Regions from separate parts of the Homo sapiens genome. Here all the other regions are linked to region 2. A link is a contact called in ENCODE Hi-C data. All regions are on one chromosome and are shown on one strand. Each heading gives the region's core, a stretch centred on a gene start or an enhancer-like site at or near the end of the contact. The rest is flanking DNA. Distances are from core to core; before and after follow the strand shown. Region 1 holds the start of SYT7 (synaptotagmin 7). Region 2 holds the start of INCENP (inner centromere protein). Region 3 holds the start of SDHAF2 (succinate dehydrogenase complex assembly factor 2).

What was found. Hi-C counts contacts between places; a loop is a spot of excess contacts on that map. Pooled maps may share reads with other maps.
Region 1: a loop to region 2 is called in a map of CD4-positive, alpha-beta T cell, with 2.8 times the contacts of the local background. The contact joins the promoter of SYT7 here to the promoter of INCENP in region 2. A Hi-C loop is called at or near these places in 2 of 168 maps with a recorded cell type or tissue (CD4-positive, alpha-beta T cell and CD4-positive, alpha-beta memory T cell) and 8 of 50 pooled maps.
Region 3: a map of CD8-positive, alpha-beta T cell shows a loop between it and region 2 (8-fold over the local background). The contact joins the promoter of SDHAF2 here to the promoter of INCENP in region 2. A Hi-C loop is called at or near these places in 4 of 168 maps with a recorded cell type or tissue (CD4-positive, alpha-beta T cell, CD8-positive, alpha-beta T cell and naive thymus-derived CD4-positive, alpha-beta T cell), 3 of 37 single-sample maps with no recorded cell type and 13 of 50 pooled maps.

What each region holds. Positions count from the first base shown.
Region 1 is chr11:61,579,794-61,582,493 of GRCh38, forward strand. It overlaps SYT7 (synaptotagmin 7), which reads right to left and starts at 1,283. Exons shown (of 13, transcript NM_001365809.2): 1 at 997-1,283. The coding sequence starts at 1,027. LOC105369331 (a long non-coding RNA gene) reads right to left here. Exons shown (of 5, transcript XR_950166.3): 5 at 1,613-2,200. RefSeq lists silencers at 1,304-1,393, 1,414-1,563, 1,574-1,733.
Region 2 is chr11:62,122,563-62,125,262 of GRCh38, forward strand. It overlaps INCENP (inner centromere protein), which reads left to right and starts at 1,449. Exons shown (of 19, transcript NM_001040694.2): 1 at 1,449-1,601. LOC124902681 (a long non-coding RNA gene) reads right to left here and starts at 1,149. Exons shown (of 2, transcript XR_007062697.1): 1 at 1,095-1,149. RefSeq lists enhancers at 1,060-1,149, 1,680-1,749, 1,739-2,320.
Region 3 is chr11:61,428,813-61,431,512 of GRCh38, forward strand. It overlaps SDHAF2 (succinate dehydrogenase complex assembly factor 2), which reads left to right and starts at 1,312. Exons shown (of 4, transcript NM_017841.4): 1 at 1,312-1,370. The coding sequence starts at 1,335. CPSF7 (cleavage and polyadenylation specific factor 7) reads right to left here and starts at 1,163. Exons shown (of 10, transcript NM_001142565.3): 1 at 1,102-1,163; 2 at 370-478. The coding sequence starts at 423. RefSeq lists enhancers at 378-1,026, 1,383-1,442 and silencers at 533-962, 1,073-1,242, 1,101-1,436.

The DNA.
Region 1 (2,700 bases), core at 33-2,532, 540 kb before region 2:
TGCTTTTAGCATCAGAGAGAAGCCCAGAAACAGACCCTGATGCCAGAACTGGCAGACTGGGGGTGCTGGGACTGGGTGGAGCACCCCAGGTGGGAGCGGGGATGGAGCCTGGGCAGGAGCTGCAGGGGACCTGCCTACAGGTGGGCACTGGGTGAGGAGGCATCAGGAGCCAAGGAGGAAATGGCAGAGCAATTTCCGAGGAAGACGGGAAGATTCTTCGGCTTTGGCTTAGAGGATACCAAGCAGACAGTGGGCTCCCAGGCCACTCCCCTGGCGGGCGAAGCAGAAGGCAAAGGAGTTCGGCCCTCCCCCACCCCAGGACGGGAGAGAGTTTGGGGTTGTTTGCTTCCCCCTCCCCAAACCTAGGAGAACATTCTCTTGGCACCCCCATTCTCATGAGCCCCTGCTCTCTTTCCCTTCAGGCACCCCCGTCTCACCCATCAACGCCCCTGCAGTTCCCCACCCCCCAGAACCTCCCTGCCCAGCTGCCGCACCAGATTCCCACTTGCCCCCTGGCACCCTCTCAATTCACAGTTGGCACTGCGATGCCACTCCGCTCCCCTGTGCCCGCAACCTTGGCCAAGAGCTGCCGGGATCCTCGCCCTGGGGTCCGCCAGCGCTGGCACCCCCGGGGCACCGGTGCTGGGGAGCCTCGGGTGCCTCTGAGGGCACTGCCCGGCTCCCACAGGGGCAGCGGCTCCTCGCTCCGCCACACACGTTGTCCTTGGGCTGTTGAGGGGTGGGGGAGAGGTCCTTGTGGGGACACTGCGAAGCCGGTCCCAGACATCCAGCCTGGCAGTGTCCAGACTGCGGGGGACCGGGGTCCGAGCCGCTGCCGCTCGATCCCGCGCCCCCGGGGCTGGGATGACCCCTGGGGGAGCCCGTGCGGCTCCGGGCGGACAACAGCCCCAGGCTGGGGCTCCGAGACGGCGTCCGGCGCTGCCGCTGTCCTGCCCGCCGGTGCGGGGCGCCCCAGCCCGCCGGGGCCGCGCTTACCTGGGCTGGCCGCCTCCGGGTCCCGGTACATGGTCCCCTCGTCGCCGGTTCCCTCCGGGCTCCTCAGAGCCGCCCGCGGCCGCGCGCTGCTCCGCCGCCGCCGCTGGGCATGGGGCCGGGCGACCCCCGGGGGCGGGTCCGAGGGCGGGGGCCGAGCGGGCTGCACCTAGCCGCGGAGCCGGGGAGCGGGGGCCGCCCGCCAGCCCTCCCGCCCGCCCGCGGAGCACGCTGCCGCCGCCGCCGAACAGCGCCGAGCCGCCTCCCTCCGGCCTGCGCGCCGCGTGTGCGCGCCGGAGCGTGTGTGTGTGTACGAGGCCGTGTGTATGTGTGTGTGTGAGCGCGTGTGTGAGCGCGCCCGGGGCACCGCCGGCGCCGCCCGCCAGCCGCCGAACGCCGCGGCCACAGCCACCGCCTGCGCCCGCTGCCGGCCGCGCGCCGCACTGCACCCGCGCCCGCCGCCGCCCGAAGCCGCCCCGAGGGCACGGCCGCCGCCCCGCGCCCCGCCCGCCTCGCAGTCCCCGCGGGGAGGGCCGCCGAGCCCCACGGCCGGGCTCGTCCGGCCAGGGGATCCGGCTCCGCTGCGCGACCCACCCCCAGCCCGTGCTCCCCCGATGGCCGCGGCCTGGCACCGGGCAGGGCCGCAGAGCCGGCCACCTCCTCCGAGGTGCCCTTTGGCTCCGATCCAAAAGGCGTGGAGATCCACTCCGGGTTTTCCGCTTGCTGGCGGCTCGAGGGCGTCAGCTCCGGACTCAACACCGCGGCGGTCCGGGGCAGACGGACTGGTGTGTGCAAAAACCAGGAGTGGAATTTTTGGCAGCGCTGAGCCTGGGTCCGCCAGTCCGGTCTTTCTGCAAGCTCGCACACAGGTGGAGCCGAAAGGGCTAAGATCCCTGCCCTCGGTAGGAGGTTTGGCCTAGTGACCCTCCTCACCTAACCCAGCCCCACGAAAGAAGAAAATAGACTTTTCAGCCTCTGGCTATCCCTCTATAGCAGCAGCTCCTCCTCTGATCCTCCCCTCTATTCCTTGACCCTAGCACTTCGGAGGGTAGGAAGGAAATCCCTCCTTCTCCTTCCAACCCTGGACCTCTCTTGGTCCCCTCTGCCTCTCTGCCGGCTCAGCACAGTCTAAATCAGGTGAACACTCATTTCTCTACAGAATTTGGATGATTTGATTCTGGGGCAGGGAGGAGAAGAGACCTGTCTCCTAAGGATAAGAAAAACCCAGAAATGAACCATTAGTGGTATGGTAGGCACAGAGACCTCCCTGCACACACCTACACACGTAATCACCTACATACACACACACACACACACACACAGACATGATGCCCCCCACACACACACCCACACAGACATGCTGCCCACACAAAGAGACACATACACTGACGCTCCCCACAATACAGGTGCTGCCCCTACCCTTCACTGATGGGTCAGGTAAGAGGGCAAAATCCCTGGGTCTGTGGCAGCATCCTGCCCTCCCCTGTGCTGAGAATGCAGTTTGCAGGTGAGCCAGGCTTCCTAGAGTCAAGGATTATTATTTCCACCCTGAGAAATCCACTTTTGCTGGCTTTATACTGCACTACTCATGCCCAGCCACACCTCCACCTGCCCACAGTGTGGAAGGCAGCCAGGAACAACCCTCTATCTCAAGTCTCCCCGACACACACACAAACAGACCCCATCCCCTTGAAATCACATGGAGGC
Region 2 (2,700 bases), core at 199-2,698:
TTGCTTTTTGTGGCCCAGGCTGGAGTGCAATGGCGCGATCTCGGCCCACTGCAACCTCTGCCTCCCGGGTTCAAGCGATTCTCCTGTCTCAGCCTCCCGAGTCGCTGGGATTACAGGTGCAAGCCACCACGCCCGGCTAATTTTTTTTTGTATTTTAGTAGAGACAGGGTTCCACTGTGTTGCCCAGGCTGGTCTCGAACTCCTGAGCTCAGGCAATCCACCCGCCTCGGCCTCCCAAAGTGCTAGGATTGCAGGCGTGAGCCACCGCGCCCGGCCAGAGATTCTTTTTTTTTTTTTTTTTTTTTTTTGAGACGGAGTCTCGCTCTGTCGCCCAGGCTGGAGTGCAGTGGCGGGATCTCGCCGGCCAGAGATTCTTTATAGGACATATTAGTCCTTGTCTTTCCCCCCCCGCCTCCATATTGGAAAGATGAACTAATTGAAATATGACTTAGTAAAAACATTGTGCCAACTTGAAACCTTGATTTAGTAAAACATCTCAATGTTTAGATCCTTTGTCCAATGGTAGTATTTATCAGATGTATTCAGCTTGCTCAGAAAACCAAAAGGGCATTACAACCACAAAAGCAAAGAAAAATAAGAAAACGTCCCATGTTTGGATCTTGTTCTACTTGTAAAGATTAAATTGAAATGATTAGGCTTTTCGATTCATGAGCCAAATACCGTAACACCCTGGCCTTTGATGGGTTTGGATTTTTAACATTACTCCTGAGATTTCAGGAAGTGGGGTTACAGTTACACTCCTTATAGCTGCTAAGTGTATTAAGTTGAATGTAAGGATGCATAATATTGTTTGAATTGAGCCCCACTACCAATTCTTTAAAAAATGGCATGAATTCCTATACGTAAATGATTTGGTGGAACTATTCCATCATAATTTCTAAATTGTTTATATACCAAGGTAGCCTTAATTTGTATATGTTTCAGTACAATGAAATTTTACTCCCTCTGGGATGCTGTTTGGTTTGTATTTTGAGGAATGTTTTTCTCATGGGAAGAGGAACCTATGACTTCTGTACCTAGATAATTTGTTACATTAAAAAGCTGGTCTTTCAGCAATGTAAGTATATACATACATGTTTTTATGAGGAAAAAAAAGCAGCAGAGATCAGAAGACTGCCACCGTGCTTGGAGAAGAAAGAAAGCCGCGCGTGGCCTTCGCAGTGCTCGCCGGGACTCGTAGTTCCAGGTCTGCGGGCTCCTCCCAGGCGGGGATCTACTTCCTCTCTCGGCCGCGGCCGCAGCACCCGGAAGCTGAGGGGGCTTAAAGTCTTTCGCTTCCTTTCCCCGCCTCTTAGTCCCGCAGATTGCTAGTGGATATGGCCAATAGGAGGGCTGACTGGTACTTCCTGTTATTTGATTGGCTTAAAATTTTGCAACCGCCCGGACAAACTTGCCGAGGATTGGCTGAGCCTTCAGTTTTGAAAATCATAGTTTTCGCCCGCGCTGCGCCGCCTGGTTGCTCCTCCCGTGCGGTGAGTCCCGAAGGCCCGGAGCCAAGTGGGTCTGGGCAAGCGGGGCCTTACCTAGGGATACCACCGGACTTGGATCGGAGCAGCCTTCAGGGGACGTGGCGCAGTCGAGTGAGTGCGCGTGGGCGTGGGGATTGGGGGGTGGTTCGCGATTTTTTCCCCGGTCCTCTGCTCCGTCCCTGTCGACTCCGGACCAGGGTCGTGACTCCCCACCCCAGCCCCTGGCTACCTGGGCATATGAGGGTCACCTCTTCCAAGTGGCGAGGTCGCCTGCCTTGGTTCTCGGGCCCGAGATGCCTCCCACCCTTTCCACCTAGGCCCTCAGCTTCCTAGAGCATAGCCCCGTTCCCTCCGCTCCCGGCTGCTTGGCACCTTGTGCCTGTGAGGATTAGTGTTGACTTGGACGCGCAGGAAGCCCGAAACCAACCCGGTTGTTTGGCGGAATGATGCCAGATGGCATTTCTGTGCAGTTAAACCCCTCTCTCAACGCCCCCGCCCCCAGCTGAGCAGCATTTTAAACTGACCATTTCCGGAGGCTGGGCCGCCCCTTGTCACTCCCCAAGCCTGTTCGCTGTCAGCGGTTCAGTCTCATTCAGCTAACATGGGTTGCTCGCGGGGTTGCCCAGAGCCAAGACTGGGCACCTGCCTTTCAGAAGTTGATATCTAGAAGGCGGTATAGCCAGTGGTTAAGGGCACGGTTTAAAGGCGGTATAGCCCGTGGTTAAGGGCACGGTTCTATTTATGCCCCTGATTTACCGGCTGATTTTGACTTCTCTTTGCCTCAATTTCCTCATCTGCCCATGCGTATCCTCAAGGTTGTGGTGAGAATTAAATGAGATGATGTCTGACTCGGGCATGGAGTATGACTCAGTAAATGGGAGCAGCTGCTATGCGCTTTCTGCACAGAGGTGTGGTAGGCGCCCAACTTACAGCACCCTGAAAAGGACAGGAGTCATAGAGGAGGACGATGGGGCCTTCAGTCTGGTGTATGGTGTGGAAGAAGTGTTGGAGAGGAGGAAGACTGGAGAGTGTCTTCCTCGGTGAGGTGTTGAGTGCTCTTTATCTGTGTGCAGGTGCTTACATGGGTTGAAGAAGAGATTTTTGCTGCTCTTCCAGGAGCCTGATTCTTGGTACACTGATTCCTTCTTTTTCAGGGTCACCTCTGTTTTAACTTACGGTAACCCTTTTTAAATCGTTGCGCTAAGGTCTG
Region 3 (2,700 bases), core at 62-2,561, 690 kb before region 2:
TAAAGGAACCGGTATCAACACTGTCCTCATGAATACCGTAGCAAATGTACTTTTGATTTTTAAGTGTGGTTAGTCTGACACCCACCTTTGGCTTCCTGGGGAGTAAATTCCACAGGTTGATTCACCATTCTATTACACCTGCTTTTTATTTGCTCTTAAATCAAAGCCTTTAAAATTAAGCCTGGAGCTTCAAATTAACATAAAGAGGAATGGAGTGTAGTCTTTAAAGTTTCTGCAGGAGAAAAATTTTAGACCGGATAGACGCGTGTTCAAGCCTAGGACTGGTACAGCTTGAAACCACTGCCAGTTTGCTGAAAATGATTCCTCAGATGATCAAGGAAAATCCCAAAGCTCCTGATGACACCTCACCTGGTTGAACTCCTCGTCAGCATATATATCAATCAAGTCCACTCCTTCTGACATGGCTCCGGAAGGAAGATCGCGAGTCCGGAGGATGGACAAAGTAAGGAAGATGCCACTGCGGGATTCGGAAAAATGCAAGAATTAGAAGGCACGAGGGTCCTGGGCTGGGAAGAGGGTAATGATTGCTAACCTCCCATCTCCAGAGACGCAGCATCCTGGCGGCCCCAGCTCGGCCCCACCCGCTCCGCCCCGCCCCCGGCCTCGCGCCGCCCACCGCTCTCCCAGGCCGCCGGGGGTCGCTGCCCATCACCCTCGGGCCCGACCCGGGTAGCGCCGCGTCTGCGCCGCAGCTGCCTATGGCGCGACGGAAAAGTCCCACCCTCGGGTCCTAGTGGCCCTAGGACGGCGTTGCGAAGAATGACCGCGGCGAAGCCCGCAGCCCCTATCCGCTGCACCTGCCTAGCCCCCAAGGCGGCTCCGGCCAGAGCCCCCAGGTGTCAAGCAGCTCCAGCCGCCTCTGCCCCCAACCCAGGCCTACTCTTCGCCCCCAGCTAGGCCCGCCCCGCTCCCTCCCGACAAACCCGGCCCGGCGCGCTCTGCCTCCTCCCTCAAAAGGCCCGCGACTCCCTCCGCCCGCAGACTCCGGCCGTCCCATCTCAACCGACCCCCTTCCCGCCTCAGTGCCGGCCCGGACCCCTCTTCCGGCCCAACCTGCCCCCGACCGCGCGCCCCCGTTACCGGGAATATGGCGGCGGCGGCGGCGAGTCCGGACTAGGCCCGAAGCGCGCGAACCGCTCTCCGCCCCAGGTCCCGCCCCCCCCGCCGCCGGCGTCACACGCACCGCCACTTCCGGCATGCGCAGGGACGCACCTTCCGGCTCAGCTCCTCCGTGGCTGCCGTGGTCGGCTGGCCGGGCGGCTAGGAGTTCCCGGAAGTGCCCGCGCAGCCGGTTTCCGGTGCAGGTGGGGAAAATGGCGGTGTCTACAGTGTTCTCGACTTCGTCGCTGGTGAGGAGAGAGAACGTTCTAGCGTCCGGGGCGGGCGGCAGCGGGGATTACCCTTTGTCTTCCTCTGTGGTCTCTATCTTGGGGAGAGTTCGTCTGCCCGATAGCGCAGGGCAAGGGCAGGCCCAGGGAGAGGCCGATCCTGCAACTCAGGAAATAAAGGTCGCTTCCATTCTTTGGTGAGCCTACTGTGTGCCGGTCTGGAAATATCTGCTTAAACGATCAGTCATCGTCCAAGACCCAATTCGCCTCTCACCTACGTCCCAGGCGGGATTAGCCCAACTTCCCTGGGCTCCCCTTCTCCCCGTTCTTTAGTCTTTAATGCTTTTCGTGGTTTCACATAGTATCTTCAGCTTTTTGTTTGTTTATAATTGACATATAATTGTACGTGTTTATGGGGGTACAGTATAATGTTTTAATACATGTGTACATCGAATAATCAAATCAGCGTAGTTAGCATGTCCATCACCTCAAATCTTTATCATTTATTTACGGTAATAACTTTTCAAGATCTTTTTCTAGCATCTTGACATATACAGTACAGTGTTATTAGCTGTAGTCACTCTAATATGTAATAGAACACTGGAACTTATTATTCTTTTTTCCTAGCCTGCTGTTATAAAGTAACTAACTTTGCCTCTATCTTCCCCTCCTACCCCCATCCCTATCTTTATTCTTTTTTTTTTTTCCTGCAGACCCAGGGACTCGATCTTTATTCTTTTTTGATGTAGGCGTTTACACTATAAACTTCCTTCTTAGTACAGCTTTTGTCGCATCTCATAATTTTGTATATGTTGGGTTTTAGTTTGTCTCAGGATATTTCCTTTTTGTTTGTTTTTTGTTGTTTTCCTTTTTTTTTTTTGAGACGGAGTTTTGCTCTTGTCGCCCAGGCTGGAGTGCAATGGCACGAACTTGGCTCACTGCAACCTCCACCTACCGGGTTCAAGCGATTCTTCCGCCTCAGCCTCCCAGGTAGCTGGGATTACAGGCATCGCCATCATGCCTGGCTAATTTTTGTATTTTTGTAGAGATGGGGTTTCACCTTGTTGGCCAGGCAGGTCTCGAACTCCAGACTTAAGGTGATCCGTCCTTCTCGGCCTCCCAAAGTGCTGAGATTACAGGCGTGAGCCACCGCGCCCGGCCTGTTGTTTCCCTTCTTTTTTCTTTTTTTCGTAGAGACAGGTTCTCACTATGTTGCCCAGGCTGGTCTCAAACTCCTGGCCTCAAGTGATCCTCCTGCCTCAGCTTTCCAAAAAGTGCTGGGATTACTGGTGTGATCCACCATTCCCGGCGTGTCTCAAGATATTTTCTAATTTTCCTTTTGATGTCTTCT